7 separate regions of the Homo sapiens genome follow, and all the other regions are linked to region 7. The links are chromatin contacts, found by Hi-C or POLR2A ChIA-PET in ENCODE. All regions are on one chromosome and are shown on one strand. The core of a region is the stretch at or near the end of the contact, and the rest is flanking DNA. Distances in the headings are between cores, read along the strand shown. Region 1 holds the start of ZC3H12C (zinc finger CCCH-type containing 12C). Region 2 overlaps LOC105369484 (a long non-coding RNA gene). Region 3 has its middle 17 kb from the start of ZC3H12C. Region 4 has its middle 5.1 kb from the start of LINC02732. Region 5 has its middle 66 kb from the start of ZC3H12C. Region 6 holds the start of RDX (radixin). Region 7 holds the start of POU2AF1 (POU class 2 homeobox associating factor 1).

What was found. A loop is a pair of places that touch in the nucleus more often than their neighbours do. ChIA-PET counts read pairs that join two places held with the same protein, here RNA polymerase II (POLR2A). Pooled maps may share reads with other maps.
Region 1: a loop to region 7 is called in a map with no recorded cell type, with 4 times the contacts of the local background. The contact joins the promoter of ZC3H12C here to the promoter of POU2AF1 in region 7. A Hi-C loop is called at or near these places in 18 of 37 single-sample maps with no recorded cell type and 8 of 50 pooled maps.
Region 2: a loop to region 7 is called in a map of GM12878, with 2.4 times the contacts of the local background. The contact joins the enhancer-like site here to the promoter of POU2AF1 in region 7. A Hi-C loop is called at or near these places in 1 of 168 maps with a recorded cell type or tissue (GM12878), 12 of 37 single-sample maps with no recorded cell type and 4 of 50 pooled maps. POLR2A ChIA-PET finds 5 or more read pairs at or near these places in 1 of 52 experiments (OCI-LY7).
Region 3: a loop to region 7 is called in a pooled map, with 5 times the contacts of the local background. The contact joins the enhancer-like site here to the promoter of POU2AF1 in region 7. A Hi-C loop is called at or near these places in 3 of 37 single-sample maps with no recorded cell type and 3 of 50 pooled maps.
Region 4: a loop to region 7 is called in a pooled map, with 5 times the contacts of the local background. The contact joins the enhancer-like site here to the promoter of POU2AF1 in region 7. A Hi-C loop is called at or near these places in 15 of 37 single-sample maps with no recorded cell type and 12 of 50 pooled maps. POLR2A ChIA-PET finds 5 or more read pairs at or near these places in 1 of 52 experiments (activated T-cell).
Region 5: a pooled map shows a loop between it and region 7 (3-fold over the local background). The contact joins the enhancer-like site here to the promoter of POU2AF1 in region 7. A Hi-C loop is called at or near these places in 5 of 37 single-sample maps with no recorded cell type and 3 of 50 pooled maps. POLR2A ChIA-PET finds 5 or more read pairs at or near these places in 1 of 52 experiments (GM12878).
Region 6: a pooled map shows a loop between it and region 7 (4-fold over the local background). The contact joins the promoter of RDX here to the promoter of POU2AF1 in region 7. A Hi-C loop is called at or near these places in 3 of 37 single-sample maps with no recorded cell type and 7 of 50 pooled maps. POLR2A ChIA-PET finds 5 or more read pairs at or near these places in 1 of 52 experiments (activated B cell).

Annotation. Positions count from the first base shown.
Region 1 is chr11:110,091,964-110,094,835 of GRCh38, forward strand. ZC3H12C (zinc finger CCCH-type containing 12C) reads left to right here and starts at 1,429. Exons shown (of 6, transcript NM_033390.2): 1 at 1,429-1,469. The coding sequence starts at 1,449. RefSeq lists silencers at 639-698, 999-1,258, 1,319-1,788.
Region 2 is chr11:109,954,885-109,957,810 of GRCh38, forward strand. The region is part of intron 1 of LOC105369484 (a long non-coding RNA gene); the gene reads left to right. Among named protein-coding and RNA genes, the nearest start is that of LINC02715, 130 kb to the left of the region's middle. Within about 2 kb of position 1,592, at least 3 of the 41 ENCODE cell types and tissues checked have a DNase peak (open chromatin) inside an H3K27ac peak, as active enhancers do; they include GM12878 and OCI-LY7, where a contact is called at or near this core.
Region 3 is chr11:110,075,295-110,077,994 of GRCh38, forward strand. No RefSeq gene overlaps it. Among named protein-coding and RNA genes, the nearest start is that of ZC3H12C, 17 kb to the right of the region's middle. RefSeq lists enhancers at 1,049-1,343, 2,432-2,601. Within about 2 kb of position 1,442, at least 6 of the 41 ENCODE cell types and tissues checked have a DNase peak (open chromatin) inside an H3K27ac peak, as active enhancers do.
Region 4 is chr11:110,348,546-110,351,517 of GRCh38, forward strand. No RefSeq gene overlaps it. Among named protein-coding and RNA genes, the nearest start is that of LINC02732, 5.1 kb to the right of the region's middle. RefSeq lists enhancers at 372-421, 1,022-1,551. Within about 2 kb of position 1,251, at least 3 of the 41 ENCODE cell types and tissues checked have a DNase peak (open chromatin) inside an H3K27ac peak, as active enhancers do.
Region 5 is chr11:110,026,018-110,029,046 of GRCh38, forward strand. No RefSeq gene overlaps it. Among named protein-coding and RNA genes, the nearest start is that of ZC3H12C, 66 kb to the right of the region's middle. RefSeq lists an enhancer at 1,512-1,671 and a silencer at 1,982-2,061. Within about 2 kb of position 1,367, at least 4 of the 41 ENCODE cell types and tissues checked have a DNase peak (open chromatin) inside an H3K27ac peak, as active enhancers do; they include GM12878, where a contact is called at or near this core.
Region 6 is chr11:110,295,353-110,298,061 of GRCh38, forward strand. It overlaps RDX (radixin), which reads right to left and starts at 1,262. Exons shown (of 14, transcript NM_002906.4): 1 at 1,115-1,262. RefSeq lists an enhancer at 359-1,231 and silencers at 445-504, 635-734, 745-794, 845-1,644.
Region 7 is chr11:111,378,018-111,380,922 of GRCh38, forward strand. POU2AF1 (POU class 2 homeobox associating factor 1) reads right to left here and starts at 1,258. Exons shown (of 5, transcript NM_006235.3): 1 at 1,145-1,258. The coding sequence starts at 1,160. RefSeq lists enhancers at 1,185-1,234, 1,885-1,974, 2,195-2,414.

The DNA.
Region 1 (2,872 bases), core at 179-2,678, 1.3 Mb before region 7:
GTTTCTAATACCCAGCTCACATGGCTGTGGTGACAAACGGGACAGTGGATTTAAAGCAGGCTATTTGGCCCGTGGCATATGGTAGGGGCACAACCCATTCAGTGTCCCTCCCTCTCACTCCAGAAGCAGACTCATCCTGCCCTAGGCTGCTCGTAATGATTCCAAGGACAGGCGAATAAGGTTATTTGAACATTTCTGAAACATTGACTTAGTTTGTGCTGGGTGTTGTACGATTCACAGAAGTAGAAAGGCTCTCTGCTCCCGGTGCTTTTCAGCCTGCGATTCAGGCGCCCACCTCTGTGCAAAGGGCTGTTTCCTTCCGATCTCCTGAAAGAGATCTGGATGTATCTTGGGTTCAACCTCGATTTTGACACGATTGCCATTTCCATCAAAGCCAATTTCCTTGCTGAAAGAAGTCCTATCCCTGGGTGAAATCCCAACAGCTTCATTTGTTTAAATTCTTTTATTGGCCTTGCTAATGCAGGGTGTGGTTTTTCCTCATCACGGAATATTGATAAGTAAACAACTACGGGGAACCTGCCCTAAGAAGGCGGCCCGTCGATCTCCTTGACTGCCCGGGACATGATCAGTGTTACTGCTGGGTGGAGAAGGTGTCGCCGAGCGGAAAGGCGCCGTCCTGCACCAGGTCGGGGGAGAGGCGCGGGGAGGTCGGGACCGCTGGGTTGGGCCGGGGCAGGGAATAGGCGCGAGGGGAGGCGGCGCGGGAACCTCGGGCAGCCCCAGCGGCTGGGTCGAGCCCGACAGGTTCCAGCAGCTCCCCTCACCCCTCTCCACGCCTCTCGGGTTTTCCCCTTGGCTCAGGGTTTCCTGTTTCAGTTCTCGGCGTTCTCCAGCAGCAGGTGCTGGTTTGCCAACCTCGGCTCCAGAGGCGGCGACGGAGGAGAAGGAAAAGAGGGAAGGGGAGGAGGAAGCGGCGCGGCTGCGGTGGCTGCGGGCGGGCGGGCGGGCGAGGAGCGCGGAGCGAGGTGGCGGAGCCGGGTTCGCTCTCGCCCGCGGAGCAGCGGCACGGACGAAGGGCAGGGCCGAGCCGAGCCCAGCGCTCGGGCGCGCCCGAGCCGGGGCCCTGGCGTGCGGCCAGCTGTCCGGGCGGGAGGCATGAGGGAGCCTCGCGCTCGCCCCGCGCCCTAGCGGCGGCCGCGGCAGCCCAGGGCTGAGGCGAGAGGCGGCCGCCTGCCGGAGGGCCCCGGGGCTGCCCCAGCTCCAGGGCATGTAGTGATGGCTGCGGAGAAGAGAATGCAAGTAGGTTGAGCAACAGATTCGAGTGCGCGCGCGTTGGGGCTGTGAGTTGTGCAACCCAGGGAGGGGGCGCCGGGGCTGCGGCCCGCGGAGAGGGCGCGCGGGCGGGCGCGGCTTGGCGCGGGAGGGCCGCGGTGGCCGCTTCTCCGCGGGCCCCGCCGCCCGCTCGCCGCTTTCTCGCGGGGCTGGCTATGCCGGGTGGCGGCTCCCAGGTTTGTCCTCGGGAAGGGGGTGGGGGACGCGGACCGCGGCGAGAGTGGTCCTGGGGTAGCCGGTCGTGGGGAGGGCCGCGGGGCCGCGCCCGGGCGCCAGGCGGAGGGCGCCGGGGCCGCAGCGACCTCGCCGTGTGATCTCCAGGCCCAGGCGGGTCGGGCTCCGGAGGTCGAGTCACCGAGCTCCGGTCGCTCAGGTGGGGCCGAGCGGAAAGCCCAGCGCATCCTCCCCTCGGGCAACGCCGTCCCCGCCGGGATTTCGGGCGAGGTGAGGCCGGGCTTCCCGGCCCCGCGGCCTAAGGCACCGGTCCCCGCCCGCCCGGGGGCATAGATCGCGAACATGGAGGCGGGCTCGGGCGCCGCGGATGGAAACGGACACACTGCGCTGCCCCAGCGGCTCAGACTCGCGCGCGCTCGTGGGGCGAGACATCTCTTGGCATCTCGGATCCAGCCCTGGCCATTCGCTTAACTATCCATCCCTCCATCCAGATCGCCAGCAACCCCAGGCCGAGCGTCACGAAAGCCCCTCACTCCCCCCTCGTCCCTCCTTCACCCCCAGGCTCCAGTCCAGATCCCTTTTACACGCTGCGTTCATTTTAGCTCGGCTGTTCACATTTTTAACTCCGTATTAAGAAGTGTTACAAATATAACTTGGAGAAATGAATCCCGCATTTCTTCCCTAAGCTGTCTCATTTCAAGTCCTTAAAAACAGCCCTAACATCCAAGTACTGATTACTCTGTCTGGGGTTCTTGCCATTTGGTTATCCGTTAACAATCTCGGTTTGTGTTCGGTGTTTTGTGATAAAGAGATGAAAGACGAATCCAGATTTAGGAAAAGTTTTCCTATTGGTTGACAAGACTGTATTGGAGTATCCCAGGCCCATCAGGCGCTTATTGATTCAGACTTTTTTTAAACCATTTTAGAATAGATGCAGAGATAATTGGAGCTAAGTATTGTATGTTTAGGAATTTGGCAACGTTGTTCAGTTTTTCACTTGTTACGTGCTTGAGTTTTTCCACTTTTAAAATGCATATTATAAACGGAAAACGAGATAAACCTCAAACACAATTTTTGACTTTTCAAGAACCACAAGAAGTCATAAATACAGTGTGTTATAAATGTTTTTGTCTTAATGGACTTAGGATTTAGAGGGTATGACTTCCATTCATTTAATCACATGTACAATTAATTTTAGTAGCAGTTTCTTAAGTTTAGGGTTCTCTGTGTTTGACTACATGATAGCTTCATCAAACATTGGTAAAATTAATCTTAGTGTGATAAGCCCAGGAAGATGCCTATTTCGGACTTGACCCCCTGTTCACCTGTTTTCTTCAACAATTTGGCATGCTTATTTCCAGTTACCTAAATCTGTCTACTGGATGGTACCATAAAAATAGAATGG
Region 2 (2,926 bases), core at 342-2,841, 1.4 Mb before region 7:
CACAGCACTAGATGAAAACAGGCATTCCTGTTTTTGTGCCCAAAAGTTGCCTTTTGGCCCACCATGCACCCCTATCCTGTACATATATAAACCCCAAACTCCAGACTCCACAAGCCAATGAACAGAAGAGCAGAACGGAAGAACAGCATGGCAGAAAGAAAAAAAAAAGGAGTATCTGAATGCCAAGAGAAGATCAGCTGCGAATGGTCGGAGAGGAGAACGGACACCGGCTGCCCAAACTCCAGGGGAAGATCATCTTCTTACTTCATCCCCCTTCCAGCTCCCCATCCACCCCACTGAGAGCCACCTCCACCACTCAACAAAACCCCTGCACACATCCTTCAGGTTTATATATGACCCAATTCTTCCTGGACACCAGACAAAGACCTAGGTACGAAGAGGGCACTGAGCTGGTTAACACTTAAGCCATCCGTGGACAGCAAGGCTAAAAGAGCACACTGTAACACAGGCCCACTTGGGCTTTGGGGGTTGCAGGATCCCACCCACAGACACTGCCATGGGGCCTGGGCCCAGGGGTGCTCGGTCCGGCTCCTGCACCTGCCCATCTGCATGCTCCCCCTCCTGTAAGGAGTTTGAGTATGCACAGTGCCAAACAGACAAGCTACACCCCTGTTGCATGTCCTGCTAGGGGGGGTCAGGGAACGCTCCAGTTTCATCAGCAGTAAAGCAGGACAAAAAGGAGGAGGGAAACATCCAGGAGAGCAGGGGCAAGGAGTTACAGGAGCCCTTGAGAGAAAAGGACACCCCTGACAACCTGAATTTTGAATCAACAAAATTTAAATTCTTGGTAATTACACCGAAAGACTAAATTCTAAACCAGAAGAAAATCAAAGTGACAAGGTTAATTTGTTTATTGTTTGTTTACTTGATTTGATTTATTTTTTTTTCTCTCTCACTGTTATTGAAATAGGGGCTACTTGAATTCAACTGTAGAGGTGTTTAAAAAAAGAATCGTGTTTATATGTGTGAGGTTTGTGGGACCTGCTTAAAGTTTTGGTCCTGGAAGGGTCTTCGAAGGCCATCTAATTCACGTTGTATTGAGAGGAAATAGACGATGAAATAGGAAGCAATTATCTCAGGACTACAAAGCCAGTCACTAAAAGGGCCAAGACAAGATTGCACATTTCCAAAGGCACCCAGACATGTGAGCATTCAAAATCAAGAGCACTTTCACCCATAGTCATTGATGATGAAAAACACAGGTTGAATACATGTGGCTGCTTCTGATTTTTAAGCACACACAAAACTCTTGTACCACTGGAGCGAACCCACCAGCCATCAATGACTGCATGACGCCTTTCCCCCAGTTCTTTGCTCTCAACAGTAATTCCCTTTGCCATAACTTTCTGTTTTCTGCAGTGCCAGCCAGTCGTGACTGGTTGTGGCATCTCTAACAAAAGATACTGGATGTTGTTTTAAAGTCCCATGGTTGCATTTCAGAGCTAAAAATAGGACTATGCTATATCATCTGATATTTTCAGATGATCAGCTACACCACTTCCCTCCTTTCTGAAACTTACAGAGGTAAGTGAATTTTAAAATTTTGTTCTTTGAACAGCTCACTTTAGAGAACAATAGAGCCATTACACAAGCATACTTAATTTCAACTCTATACATTTAGCCCATTTCCCCCAACCCACTTTCCCCTCATTTCATGGGCTACTAAAAATATAGAACTAAATAGTGTGGCCCACCTGGAAATGAGTGTGTACACTGTTTAGCCTGAATGAGTGCTTGTGTGTGTTAAAGGAACAGGCTGCCTTCCAGGTGTCACCTCACATTTGGTTTCATTTTACTTTTCTCTAGTCATATGCCTTTGCCCTGACTTCCATGCCTGTTTTTACATTTTATTTTACAGAAATTATGTATTTCTGTAATGCAGTTTATAAAAATGATAAGAATATTAATCAATGTGCTTACTTTCATCAGCTTCAGTCAAACTTCTATTTACCCATCTTCAAATTATTTGCTCAAATTATATCTACAAGGCAAAAGGAAAGTAAATAAGGAAAGAATCCTGCTACTGAGGATTAAAAGCACCTTTTACATAATAACTAATGAATTTTGCAGACTGGCTGTGAACATGGCTGACAGCATCAAATAGATATGCCAGTGGTGAATTTTTGCTCTGTCCATGTGAATATAACCTTAATTTAAGATCATAATAAAATTTGAAACAGTGAAACAAGAGTGAGATTTAACCTCATTAAGATCAGGGAGCACATCTTCTTTCAATAACTATTTCAAACACGTTTACATATAGACTCACGCAGGCAAAGTAACCACAATTACTGTTTTTAAAGTGAAATACGTTAATATGTTACCTATTCTACAGAAACACGTAAGAACCTTCGGAAGCAAAATAATAACATCATTTGAAATATGAATAGTTACCCGAAAACCTATAGCAATCCAAAGCCAAATTTAAGATGAACAAACTTAAGATGTCCAAAATTTAAGTTGAGACAGCCTTTTGCTCTTGGCAAGCTACAAAATAAATACAAGTTCCCCTCCCTTTATGTCACACACACAATTTAGGGGAGCTCACTTGGACAATATTTGTACTGTGATACATAACGTCATCTAGAATATAAGTCAGAGTACCCAGCTATTTCTCTCTTTTGTGATTATTCACTTTAAAATTACAAGTTCTGATTCATTTTTAGATTTCAAATGATCAAAACTTTTATCTGTTTTTAAAATGCCTATATTCCTTGGTTTTCTCTAATCAAGGAAGTGAATAGGTATCTTAGCAAGAGAGGTCATGGGGAAGATTGCAAGCATTATACTATGCACTGTTGAGTGGGTTCAGAATAGTTTATATTATCATAAAAACAAATTGACATCAATAGCATAATTGCTGCATGAATAATCTTAGAACAAGTGAGACCTTTCAAGGCTTTTT
Region 3 (2,700 bases), core at 192-2,691, 1.3 Mb before region 7:
ACCATAGCTACTGTAACCGCCTAATGGGTCCACCTGGCCCGTTGCCTAGACAGAGCCGATTTATCAAGACAGGGGAACTGTAATGTTGAAAGAGTGATTACACAGAACCAGCTGTGCAAGAGACCAAATTTTATTATTACTCAAATCAGTCTCCCCGAGCACTCAGGGATCAGAGTTTTTAAAAATAATTTGGCGAGTATGGGCTCGGATAGTGAGGAGTGCTGATTGGCTGGGTTGAAGATGAAATTATAGGGGGTCGAAGTGAGTTCTTTCTTGCTGACTTCTGCTCCTGGGTGGGATTGCAGAACTGGTTGAGCCAGATTATTTGTAGGTCTGGGTGGTGTCATCATCTGCTGCATAAGAATGCAGGGTCTGCAAAATATCTCAAGCACTGATCTTAGGTTTTACAACAGCGATGTTATTCCCAGGAGCAATTTGGGGAAGTTCAGACTCTTGCAGCCAGAGGCTGTATGGCATGGCATAATTTCTAATTTTGTGGCTAATTTGTTAGTCTTACAAAGGCAGACTGGTCCCCAGGCAAGAAGGGGTTTTTCGGGAAAGGGCTATTATCAATTTTGTTTCAGAGTTTAAACTATAAATTCCTTTCCAAGGCTAGTTTGGCCTACGCCCAGGAATGAACAAGGACAGCTTAGAGGTCAGAAGCAAGATGGAGTCGGTTAAGTCTGATCTCTTACACTGTCATAATTTCCTCAGTTATGATTTTTACAAAGGTGGTTTCATTACCAGCTTATACCATAAAGTCCTGCTGGGAGTCACAGTGGGATACCATGCAAAATGCTGTGAGAAAACTTCAGAGAAGCAACTAACCAATTTTTGGAGTCCAAGAAAGGAAATCCTGCTGGAATTAGGAGACCATAGACTTTTCGAAGTGTACCCTTTACCCACTTACCCACTAAGTGATCAACCTGTTGCCCAGAGGCGCCCCTTGTCCAGAGACATCCTGTGCTAACTTGTTCTTGCATTGCTATAAAGAAATCACCTCAGACTAGGTGATTTATAAAGAAAACAGGTTTAATTGGCTCAGGCTTCTGCAGGATGTAGAGGAAGGATGCATCTGCTCAGCTTCTGGGGAGGCCTAAGGGAACTTTTACTCAAGATAAAGGTGCAGCGGGAGGAGGCATGTCAAAGGCAAAGACAGGAGCAAGAGAGAAAGTGGGGGGAGGTGCAAAACACTTTTAAAGGACCAGATCGCTCAAGAACTCATGCACTACTGAGAGGACAGCACCAAGTCATCAGGGATCCACCCACATGACTCAAACACCTCCCTCCAGGCCCCACCTCCAACGCTAGGGATTACATTTTAACAGGAGATTTGGTGGGGACGCATATTCAAACTATATCACACACTTCTGTTACTATTAAGGACAGATTCTGAACAGCAGTGCCTTAGGGTCTTGGACAACGCTAACTTCCTTACAGCATTACTCCCGGAAGGATATCCAGCCCTTAGAAGCTGATATAGTTAAAAGCAAATAGATTGTAAAAACCATAAAATGCCTGGGGCCATGCTAACTAGAGCTCTGAGGCCTCTGAGAATTGACTGCAGTAAATCTTCCTGTCTTATGCAACCACATGTCTCTTCTTAGAAGGATCCAGGTTTTTTCAAATCACCCGTTAAAATTATTCATCCATAAATTATTTTTATTATGATCTAAAAGGCTTTAATTCTGTTTGATGTAATCCGTGCTTTACATACAAAACATTCTGAGATAATCTCTAAGTTTTCATCAATTTATTAGACATCTACTGAGGTGCCATGATCATTATCACAAACTGAAGGGTTTTCATATCTTGACTTTTTTAATTCTTTGTCTCCAATCTTAATTATCACACACTCAATTTTCCCACACCTGTAGGTTTATTTATATAGTGAAGTAATTTGGGGAAGGGTATAAATACACTGAAGAATGCAAAAGTCAACAGAATCCCTCATCAGACTTTCAAATGGCTTCTGGACATAGCTCAGCTGTCTCCTTTCTGGAACTTCCAAACTGTATAGCAGGGGCTCCTTCCTTTATCTGAGCATCACACTAGGGCATGCTCAGGACAGTTCTCTTTAATTCATACTTTTTTTTCTTTCCATGTCAACTACAGTACTTTGCCCCTGGTATCACTAACAGAATATAATTCCAGGTGTTGAATTTGAGTTCATTGGTAAAGGTTAAGGGCTCTGATTGTCTGGAAGAACTCAGTTTGAATTTTAACTCAGCCACTGACTAGCTGTGTGACCTTGGGAAATTTACGTCACATCTCTAGACCTAGTTTCCTTATCTGAATAGAGTGGTTATAAAGATTGCATGAGATAACATATGTGAAAAGCTTAGATCATTTTAATAACCAAGAATCTTTCTGTTTTACATGTATTAACTCATTTATCCCTTATAAGATGACCATCCCATGGGACACTTAGGGATATATGTCATGTCACTATTTTACAGGGAGTTCATATCTCCCCTACATGGTACATTCTGTAACTCCCAGTCACAAAGATGAAGGCCAGCTTTCTTACCAAGGCCAGGCTTGAGGTGCTAGTTGCTCTAGGCATACAAGCCCTCAAACCCTTCTAAATAGCGCTTTTCACATGCTCCACGCAGCTGTTTCCCTGAGATAGGCAGCCTGCAACTCTTTGCACTAGCTGCAAACATGTCTCTGCATTTTAGTCCGACAGAGCTGGCTTTG
Region 4 (2,972 bases), core at 1-2,500, 1.0 Mb before region 7:
ATTCTATGACTTAGAATGCCTTAACTGTCTGGGAATGCAGCCCAGTAGGTCTCAGCCTCATTTTACCTAGCTCCTATTCTAGATGGAGTTGCTATGGTTCAAATGCCTCTGACAGTACCAGCTGCCAAGCAGGCTGAGGCAGGAGAATCCCTTGTGCCCAGAAGTTTGAGGCTTCAGTGAGCAATGATCATGCTACAACACTCCAGCCTGGGTGACAGAGCAAGGCCTTGTTTCAAAAGTAAATAGGTAAATAAGTAAGAAGTCTGCTAAGCAGGGACAAACATGCAAACCTATAATGCCAATAAAGTATTATAGGTACTCTGACAGAAGTAAGGGGGAAGTGGTCAGTTCTGTTGGGCCTACACTGGTGAGGCTTCAGAGGGGACTGTCAGGGTGAATCTCAATTGGCAGTCAGTAAGCAGCCATGGAGGGAGAGGGTGGAGGAAGAGCTCATGGCGCAAGTGCACAGAGGTGGGAAACACCTGGTGAATTGAGGGACTACGAAAGAGAAAGAGTTGGAGAGTTCATTCCAAGGCCTAGGAGGCAGAGATGAAGGAGGCTGAAGAGAGAACAGGATAAAAAAACAGCAGATGTTATAGACTTCCTCTGCAGAGTTATCAGTGAACAAGAAGACATATATTCTCTGAAATGTGAACAGGCCTTGTGCTTAAAATGGGGCGATAGTGACAAGTCAAAATTAGTCAGTCTGCTTCCTGGGTTTCATAAGCCAAAATGCATTTGTGCTGTCTTTGAAATGACAAAAATGATTCTTTGCTCTCAACTTGGTGTTAAGCTAGTAGAGTTCTTTACTTCTTGGAGTGACCCAAACTTTCATTTCCAAGGAATCTGAGTCCTCAGCAGTCCTGCCTATGTCTTGTTACTAGCATCCTGGCTGGGGAGACTGAGGAAATGTATCTGGGGTCACCTCTCTTCTCCTATTATGCTGAAATAACTCTTTTTCTTTTATACTCAGAATTAATCACCCAGTCTATACCCAGACGTTCTTTTCTGTTTGCCAAAAAGTGGCAAAGTAAGAGTTTCACTTTCCTATTCAGTGAGCTCTTTAATATGTCCCTTGACTGAAACATTTTTTTTTTGTCCCTTTGGATTCTAAATCCTAAGGTCATTTCTCCTTCCAGGAAGGTGGATCATGAGATGTACTGCTTAGAGTTCTGCCCCTGGGAAGATTTTCCTTCTCAATTGTCTTTCAAGGCCGCCCCTAAGCGGGTGAAAGTTGCAACAATAGTCCTAATTGTGCTAGTGTCCTTAGACCAGGGAAGAGTCATCTGGAAACTAGTCTTGAACATTTTCTTCTTTAATCAGCAAGCCACAGGGAGTTTCCACAAGGCCGTATGTGTGGGCTGGGGTAGAATGGGTCTCCTCCAGCTCCAGGAGACAGTGCGCTCTGTCACGCCACAATCACTCACAGTGGGGAATTCCTCCCTCAAAGGTAGGGAATCTGATGCCTGAACAGCCAAGTGTCAGGCCTCAAGTCCTCCTTCACTTAAAAATTATATTTAAAAATTCATCTGAAAGTTTGTATTACTTTTTTGTTTCTTTGTTTTGAGACAGGGTCTGGCTCTGTCATGCAGGCTGGAGTTCAGAGGCACAATCTTGGCTCACGCAACCTCCGCCTCCTGGGTTCAAGCAATTCTCCTGTCTCAGCCTCCCGAGTAGCTGGGATTATAGGCACCAACCACCTCGCCTGGCTAATTTTTTGTATTTTTAGTAGAGACAGGGTTTCACCATGTTTGTCAGGCTGGTCTCGAACTCCTGGCCTCAAGTGACCTGCCCTCCTCAGCCTTCCAAAGTGCTAGGATTACAGGCATGAGCTACCACACCTGGCCTAACTTTGTAGTACTTTATAATTTCTTACAAATTTAAATCTTTATTCCATCTGGAAGTTCAAGGTAGGGACCAACTTTATTCATTTTCCAAATGACTAGCCTGTTGTCTGAATAATGTGTTTCTTTTCCCCACTTTATTATATAATCCAATCTCATTTGTATTTGGATCTGCTTCTGTTCTCACTATTTGGTTTTATTGATCATCTGTCCATTCCTGCAGCAGTATATCAGCAATAAATACTGCAGTTTAAATAACTGGCAAAGCTCTCCCTAATATTCTTCTGTGTTAGAATTTTCTTGGCTATTCGGGCATATTTTTATTTTCCAGACAAATTTTAATATTTTTTGCCAAGTTCCAAAAGAATTCCATTAGAATTTTGGAATTGTTATTGAGCTGTAAAAAATTTATAGATCAGTTTCAGAGAAAACTGACATATTTACAATGTGTGTCTTCCAAGCCAAGAATATGACATATCTTTTTATTTGTATGTGTTCTTTCTGGATGGACATTAATTCTGAGTGATATGAACTAGTTTCTTCTCCAGAGACATTTTCGTTACCACTCCTCCTATGGGAAGGAGGTTCTACAAAATGTAATCATTTCATTTTGGGCCACCAACATGTCTTGACTGTCAGTATAAACATATGAGTGTATTGCTGAAAACTGTGGTGTGATGATTAACTCTCCAAGATCCCTATACAGGGATTGTCAGTTGAAAAAACTACGTGGAAACCTTAAAACATCCAGAAACCACCAATATGTGTAATTTGCCTTTAAAGGATGTCATTTACTAAAAAACTGTCATTATTCCTAAGCAGGAATGGGGGCTGTAATGTTATGTTGGCCACATATTTGTGGCACATCTGAGAACTGTTTGTATAAATGCACTGGCTAGAAGCCCCATTCGCTGGTCCAAAACCCATTCTAACACTGACAACACAATAAAGAAGAATGGCACATGCCAAGTTATTTGACAAAACTTACCAAGGAGGTCACTGTGCTGGCTTTCCTTTTCTGTTGTGTACCCAGTGCCTAATACAAATCCTTGCATAGAGTTTGTGCTTAACTATTGAAGGAATGAATGGAGTCAGCAACAAGGATTAATATGCATGCTTTTTTTTTTT
Region 5 (3,029 bases), core at 117-2,616, 1.4 Mb before region 7:
CTCCAGTTCCTGAATGACAGCCAAATATTTAGGAAGAGGGTGTTTTTAATATAGTACTCTTCGAATAATATAGAACTCTTTGAAGATAGAAACTTGTACACAGAGTGACTACTAGGTTCCCAAGGATGATTTCAAACCAAGGATGATTTCAAAATCAATTGGATTTAAGTCTACTCCTTCAATTTCCCCAGCAGAGGCACCTCTATCCCTCAGAATTATCCCAACTCCTAGGATGTGAGGAGTGAACACTCAACTGCTATAGGGTAGGGCAAAAGGTAGCAAAAGGTCAAGGACAGGTAGATGCTTTAAATAGACAACCATTTAAATGTCTATCCAAATGGACAACCCAACAGATAGAAGAAATTAACTAGTTCGCTGCTGAATTAAATAAGCTCTAAGTCCTAAGCTCTATGTCTCCTATTCCTACAGTAGACACTAATATATTCAATGTACTTTTGTCAGTGAGCCTGGCAAAAATATGGCACTTATTAAATTATTCAGTTTTGAGCTGGAAGAAATCTTAAGGCTAATTTAGTGCAGCCTCCCTCATTCTACAGTTGAAAGAACTGAATCTCTATAAACGTAAGTTGCTTGCTGAAGATAACATGGATTTAGAACTGGGCTGGACCCTTTTATTCCCAATTGAATGTTCTTTTTACAGTGACAAGGCAAGCTGTCATGGAAAGAGAAGCTTTAAAATGGTACACACAAGTGCATCACTTTTCTGGCCTTGTGACCTTGGGCAAGTTTCTAATCCCTTTGAGCACCAGTTGTCTCATCTGTAGAGTGCGAATGATCATAATCTTCAATGGATTCTTCCAGGGACTTAAAGAAGTAATGCTTGCAAAGGAACTAGCACAATGCCCAGCATATGGAATTTGCCTATGAAAATACTTTTGTTCTCCAATTTCCAGCCCTTCTTGTTGGGTTGTTTGCCAAGTCCTCCTGCTGATACTGCACCCATGGTATTAGGAACAAGAGTGGACTTTCCCCTCCTCTTTATAAATTATACAACAGAGAAAGGGGGAGGGGAATGCAGTGAAATATTAACAGTTGAGGAACTGGATGAGAGGAGCCTGGGAGATCTTTGTACTTGCAAATGTTCTGTTTAAGCTTGAAACCATTTCAAAATGAATTATTTTTCCATGGAAAAATAAAATGGACACCTCCACATGTTGCTTTCTTCCATTCCAAAGCCCAATTGCATAGCAACTGGACTGAGGTTTTCAACCCCAACGTGTAATGTAAACTACATATTAGTAAGCTCACCCTTCCAATCCTCTGTTCTAGAGGAAGTAGGGCTTGTGATTCCCCTTTCATTTGTTGAACACATAACACAAAGAGGAACTGTTCTCAGGCTCAAGTCACGGGCTGGAACTCAGAAGTGCTTTGGTTTAAATGATGAATGCATGGTCACCCATGTTTAACCACCAATTGAGAGGAGGTCACATGCTAAATCAGAAAAGTCCCAATGAAGGGGAAAGTAATTGAGAGTCTTTTGTACCCAAAATAGTACAAATAGGTTCCAGCTGAGAAGGAACTCAAATTAGTTTTCCTTTCACAGAGCTTTAATGCTGTATTTTTCAACATGATTTGGAAGACACCTATACCAACAAGTGTTATCATATACACATTCTTCTTTATCTGATAAAGCACCAAGATCCTGGTCAAACCATAAGTTTGGTAAGCAGAAATGGCCCCTACCTACATTGTCTTTAACTACACGGAAAGCCCTTCATGTTTTGAGGTGTAAATAATCTGTAGACAGTTTCTACAAGGAAAAGAGGAATAATAATAATATTGTCTTAACAAGGATCTTTTCAGATCAGAGTAGAAATGCTAGCATAAATCCAAAGCAACTTACCCTCACCTAAATCTCAGCATAAAACTCATTCATTCACTCGCTTATTTAGTATTTCTTGAATTCCTCTTCATTGCCATTTACGCTAGATGGTGATTAGGGGATATTATGGAGAGTAAACCAGATGTGGTCTCTGCTTTCACTGACCACAACCTAGTGGGGAAGACAGGCATGAACAAGAAATCATAATGAGTGGTATGAGTTCTCAGGCAGATGATGTGGGGAAACACACAGGAGGGGCACTCAGCTCAGTCTAGTGGGGCAGGGGGGCTTCCCAGAGGTAGTTACATCAAAGCTGAGATCCAACGTTCAAGTTAGAAGTAATCAGCCAAGAATGTTTCCCAAGCAGAAGAATGACATGTGTCATTATCTGAAGATTAGAAATCCCAAAAGGCTGAAGTGTGGAGTGCAGGAAGGTTGAGGTAAGGAGGAAAAATGAGACCAGGAGGAGGTTTCACATGGCACATGTTGAATGTTAAACAGCACATACTCCCTCCGAGGGAAGACCTTTACCATGGAGTTTGCAGGGCTGTTTCCCTGGCCTTCTTTCTGAGACCCAATTTTCCCTTGGGAGATAAGATGACCTGGGTAAAGTGGACTTTGGACAAATGTGTTCTGTAGGCATGTTTTCTTTTGTGTCTTCTCTCTCCCTTATTCCAGTCCCTTTCTTCAATTCTGGTGTTATAGCAGAAATAATTAACATTTATGGTATGTGCCTGGTACCACCAACTCTCAAAATAACCCTAAGGGATATTATTATTATTCCTATTTTACGATAAGCAAACTTGGGCTCATGTACTAACTTTCCCAAGGTCATAGTACTAATAAATGGCAGCACTGATATGAGAACCCAGTGTTACCTGAATTCAAAGCTCATCCTCCTAATTATCCTGGTACCCAACCTCAAGTCATGTAGTTGGCATCCCATTCCCTGCAAAGCCTTTCTCTCAGTTATCTATCAGCTAGTTAATTAAATGAAGTCATTATGGGCTGGGCACACAAAAGATATTCAAAGTGCTGATGACTGCAGTATCAACTGATAGAGTTAGCTACATTAACCATGGTGTTTAAATAGGGACTTCTCTAAGACTAAAAATACCTTTAGGGCTGAAAGCCATGAAACTCTTCCTATGAGAAGATGAGTGGCGTTGATAGATGGAGTTGTAAC
Region 6 (2,709 bases), core at 12-2,511, 1.1 Mb before region 7:
TACAATGTCTATGTCAAAGTACTCGTTTATCAAATAAACCCTTATTATCTTAGACTTTTATATTTACATCCTGCCAGTCTTAGTGCCACAAGAATGCCATCGAGTTCCTCAGCAACGTGTCTTCCACCAAAATCTCAAATGTATTTTAAAATATATTTTTATGAAGTTGACTTTTAACACATTTCCAACCTAGTAACTACTCTTTAAGGAAAAAAAAAAACCACCAAATATTGGGAATGTCTGAAGAAACATGACATCTGTCTAGGAAGTGATGTAGTCTGTTTAAACTGAAAAAAAAAAAAAAACAAAAATGCACTGCCCCCTTTCAAAGTTAGTCCGGGAATTGAGTTTAGAATCCTTTAAAGGAAAAGAGGGATATCATGTACTGAACTTGTCTGGTGGGGTCTGAGACACTAAAACTGAGCGGCCTCAAGGGCCCGAGAAAGTTACAGGGCTCCGAGAGCTGCAACAGCAGCAGGTAGAGCTGCGGCCGGGAACCGCGGCCCTGGCCTGGCGGGTGCGAGCGGCGGGAGCGACTGGCGCCCCAAAGCCTGTCATGCAACATCCCCTTTGCCACTGGGGCGGAACGCACGCTCTCTAGTAATTTAACACCCCTCCTTTCAAACTGGAGGCCGGGGAACAAGTTCTAATAAATGTAAAATCGAATTCTACCTACGCTGAATATCTGGATTTTCAAACAACCCTTGGGACCATGCCAGCCCGGGCCCGGGGCCCAGTCCAGGCAGCGGGAGCCCACCGTCCCCAGGGCGCTGGGGGTCCGACACCGGCGCTGAAGGCAGACTCCGCGCCCCGAGGAAAGGAGAATCCCGCGGCGGCGAAGGTCGACTTTGGCCCGGCCAGGCACGTTCGGGCCGCGGCTCAGCCACGACTCGGGCAGGGCCTCGCGGCCCCTACCAGCCCCGGGAGGAGCCTGGCCGGCCGGGCCGTTACCACAGTGGCGCCTCGGCCAGCTGGGCGCGAGCGGAGGCGCGCCAAGCCCTGGCGGCGGCGCCACGGCCGGGCAGCACGGGCCCCGCAACTTCGCGCCGCCACCTTAGCGTCTCCGGAGGAACCGGGAGCGGGGAGTGGGGGAAGGGAGGGCGCCGCGCCTTACCCGGAGAGCGGGCGGCTTCTGCCCGCCGGCGTGTGGCTGGGGCGCTGCGCGGCGGCGCGGCTGCGACAGGGAGGGAGAAGCGGTGGTGCGAGCGCTGGCCCGCGGGAGACGAGAGGCGCCGCCGCCACCGCAGACAGCTCCGCAATATGGCCGCTCGGCGCCTCCGCGGGAAAAGGCGGGGCTGCCCGGCGCCCCCCCGCCTCCCCCTGCCGGCCGGCCGTCCTCGCGCCGCGGACTGAGCGCCAACGCCGCCGCTGGGGGCCGCCCCCGCCCCGCCCCTCCCGCAGGCTCGCAGCCGCAGGCCTGGCTCCGGGCGTGGCCGGGGGTCGCGGTCTGGGGCCGGCCAACGCGAGGTGGGTGGCTGCGGGCTCGGGAGCGCCCAGGGAAATAGGGCGAATGCGCCGGAGGGTCGAGCCCTTCCAGAGAGCGCTGGGCTCCAGCTAAACCTGCGGTCGAGGGAAGCGGAGCCGCCCAGCCCAAAGCTCGGAGTGTGCCCGCCGCCTCCCCAACGAGTGGAAACTTGAAACTCCCGCTGGTGCCAGCAAACTCACTGAGGGCGTTGCCGTCGCCCCCAGAGGAGGAATTCTTCCCAGAGGGAGCCGGGGACCAAATGAAGCGTGAGACTTGGCTGTTAGGTTTGAAGATCCTGGACTGGGAAGGAGAAAAGGGCCTACCTGAGCGGAATTTAGATTTGCAACAAAGAACGTTTACATTATTTTGGCAGGTTTTAGCCAACTAGAAAAACTTAATTTTTCAGCGACAATTTTCAAACTTCACCAAAACCTCAATGGATAAGACCCCAAATCAGGAGTGCAAATTTTAATCCAAGCAAGGATGTGTGATAATTTTTTATTACCAACGACATGCTTTGGCAGTTGGAAGGAGTTGGTTAGCAAGAAAAAGTTGGAAGTAGGGCCCCAAAGAGCCGCCAAACCTACATAATTCTAGATTTAGAGAAAGTTAGGCATTCGATCTTAAGACTAAGTCTAGCCCACTCACTTTAGTTAGTGGCTGGGATGAGACAGGAAGCTCCTGACTTCTGGATCAGTCTTCTGTCATCTAATCCATGCTGAGTCCCCTCAGTATTGTCTGCTGGGATGATTCAGGGAGCAAAACTTGCTATGAGTATACAAACAGCAAGCGCACAAAATCAGATTCGCCTGGCTTGCCCTGTTTGCAATACTTTTTTTAGCTTATCTTTTGTGAACAAACTTTAGATTCAAATAACAAAACGCCTGAGTATACTTACTTTTATAGGACAAATAACTCCTATACTTCCTGCCTTAGCATTTACCTTAGGTGAGACAGTAGCTTTTCCAGGAAATATCTGCAAATCACTTTCACTAGCCTGCCTCTTCAGTGAGTTTCCACTATTGCCCTTTGAGACCTCTCCGAACAATTAAAAGCCCCCAAGAGACTCAAGGGTTAAACTCAAGGGCCTTTAGATAGCAAATTCCTCAAGGATGGGAACCAGGTGTGTGACTTGCGACCAAATAGGTTCTTGTGGTTCTTAGGGACCACCAAAAGATCACTCCTTACCTCTCCCTAGGGTGCAAGAATTATCCTGGTTATTGTTCAGCCTACCACATCAGGTT
Region 7 (2,905 bases), core at 8-2,507:
AAATCACTCTTCTGTGTTACTGGTTAATCAGCTTAATTCCAGAGAAATTTACATAAGACATAAAGCAAACAATAAATTGGTGATGACAGTGTCACATTTTAATCAATGAAGTTATATTTTCCGAACTTTAGTGGATCCAATCAAGTATCTTTCCATAAAATAAAAACATTCCCTAATATATCTTCTTCTGTAAATCTAGATTCTCTTATATTAAGCTTGCTTGAGGCACAGCATACTAAAATTAATTAAAACGAATTTTAAGGAACCAAGAATCTTTAAGAGAAAGACAGAGCAATTTTTGGTCATTCTTCTTGCTTGAGGAAGTATAGAACTAGCCCCAATAAGGTTCAACTCTCAGAAGCTGATGAGTTGACGCTGTTTACCTCGTGAAAAGAATGTTGTAAATAATCTGTATTATTTCAGTTATTAGTAAGGTAAGTCGCTGTTTGGTCCACATAAAGGAAAATAAAGTTCACAATTGTTTCATCCAACTCCGGGGATAAAAATCAAGGCCAAAGATAAACCCACTGCATCCTTTGCAGTGGGATGGACAAGCCTTGTCACAGAAGGGGAAAAAGAATGACGAAAGGCAAGACAGTGGAGCAAGTGAGGACACGCTTCACCGAGCCAGATCTCCACTCCTCCCAGGGTATCCACAGGGACAAGTCACACCTGGCAGAAAGCTAAGTCACTCAGCTAGAAACAGGCCCAGGGAATTCAACAGAAGGCTGAAGAGCCACTGCTTATGGAAATAAAGCCCCTCCTGTAAAGAACTGCATGGCTTTTCCCTCCCAACCCCAAACCCATCCCACATCTGGCTTTTGTTGTGTGAATCATAAACTGCCCTTTCTTCACCACAGTGATTCATGCACAGAAGCGGAGGTACCCTGAGCCGTCCCACCTTGGAACACTAGTTCGTTCCCCTCCAGCCTGGAAAATCAGCATCACCTCTGACAGGCTGGTTTCTCCACCAGGCTCCATCCCGCCCACCTCCCCCCTCCCTGCTCCGGGGCTTGGAACCCAGACCCCCTCCCCCCGTGGCCCCATCACCTCCACCACCAGCTCCCCAATTCCAGACCAAGCTGTGATCGCCCTGCCCCGCTGGCACTCGCTTGGGTCTGACAGCCACAGCCAAACCACTTACGTTTTTGCCAGAGCATGGCCTGTGACAGGATGTTGCCTTTTCTCTTTGAAGCCGACAGTTTGGCTTCTTTAATGTGAGACCGGGGTGTGTTTTCCTCCAGTGGAGCCACCGCTTGAGCTGAGGCTGTTTCCTGGGCTTTTTAAAGGCCTGGGTTCCCGCTGCGTGGGCCGCGTCATCACATCCTCCCACCTCAGGCACCGGTGCAACGTTTCTGCAGCCAGGCCGCCTGTCACCCCACTGTGCGCGCCCCAGCGGCCCCGGCCCAGAGCGCTCCACACTCGGAGCTAGCCAGCTGGGACAGAGCAACAGCGCAGCGCGGGCAGCCACAGCCTGCACCGGCCCCGCGGGGACCTGCTGTGTGTGGGTGTGAAGGTGGTGTGGGGCAAGCTGTGGGAACCCCGTGTCAAGCCCTCCCCAGGCCAGTGATGAGCCCAAAAGCTCCTCTGGAAAACGTTGATCTTTGCACGGCGCCCATGCAGGCTTCCAGGCCACCAGGGCATGGGCAGGACTCAGCCCGCCATGGGCGCCTGCTCAGCGGGAAATGCGATTCCCAGGGGTCACTGGTTCTCAACTGGGAGGAAACACCTGTCATCTCTTCAAGCCTCAGTAAACAACCTCCTCATTCTTTCAATATTGCTTTTCTGTTTATTCCATTTTGAAACACAGTAGCCCCTCCCCTCGCCCCCAGCCACCCCCAAAATGGCAAGGCTTAATCATGCTGAAATATGGGGGCGCTGGCTCTGATGTCGGCTATGCCCACGGAAAAAGAGGCCAACCCTCAAGGAAGGAAGGAGAACATGCCCGTGCTCTTTGACTGGATCTGGGCTTGTAGGCACAAGATGAACAGAGCCTCTTTGCGAGTGCCCACCCACTGATAACAGGAAGCTTCTTTAAGTAAGTCATGGGCTCACCATCTGGAAGTGTAGATGGTGTTGGCTACCGGTTCCTTCACAGTTTGGAAGCCTTCTGCCACTGCATATCTGAGGTCCACATGCTCAGGCTCCAGGGACTCAGTCAGTTTGGGGTCAAGACCCCTTGGCACACCCCCTAGAGCAGGTGTGGGGCCTTGCTGCTCTGCCATCCATACTGCCTCAGAGCCATCTTGCACCACCTAGACCTGATCATGCTATCCCCTAGCCTACAAAGCATTCACCTTCTCCCTTCAGCCACAGAGCTGGAGGCCTAGAAGGCCTCCCACAATCGAGCCGTTGCCTTCCTTTCCAGCCTCACCACCAACTGCCCTCCTACCACTGGTCCCAGTGCCCTCTAAGCACCACCAAACACCCATGCAATTCCCTGCCTTTGACCTTGCCGTCCTCTCTTGCCGGAAGGACAAACCCCCAGCCCAGAGAATACTTGTTCGTCTTCTCAGATCTTAGAGCACTTTGTTCATTATGTGATGGTGAATTGTCACATGACTCTGACAGTTTCTCAAGGAGGTTTCATCTTTGCCTCTCCAGTGCCCCACACAAGACCTGGAGCATAGTGACCCCCAATAAAAATTCATCTGATAAAGTTATGAATTACTGTCTCTAATCGGTTGCTGATTTGAGGGCAGGTCTTGAGGAGAAATGCTGTCAACATTTTATAAATGATTCACTTAAAAGCCAGAGAAGGCTGTCTCCTGGCTGCCTATAAGCCCTCCCCGCAAAGCCTCTGAAGTTCAGGACAGTGGAGGCCCCCATGCTGTGGTGGCTGGCAGCCCACACCCTGGCCTGGCAGGGGGCAGCATCTCAAGGCCTTGGGCTGCGCCAAGGAGTT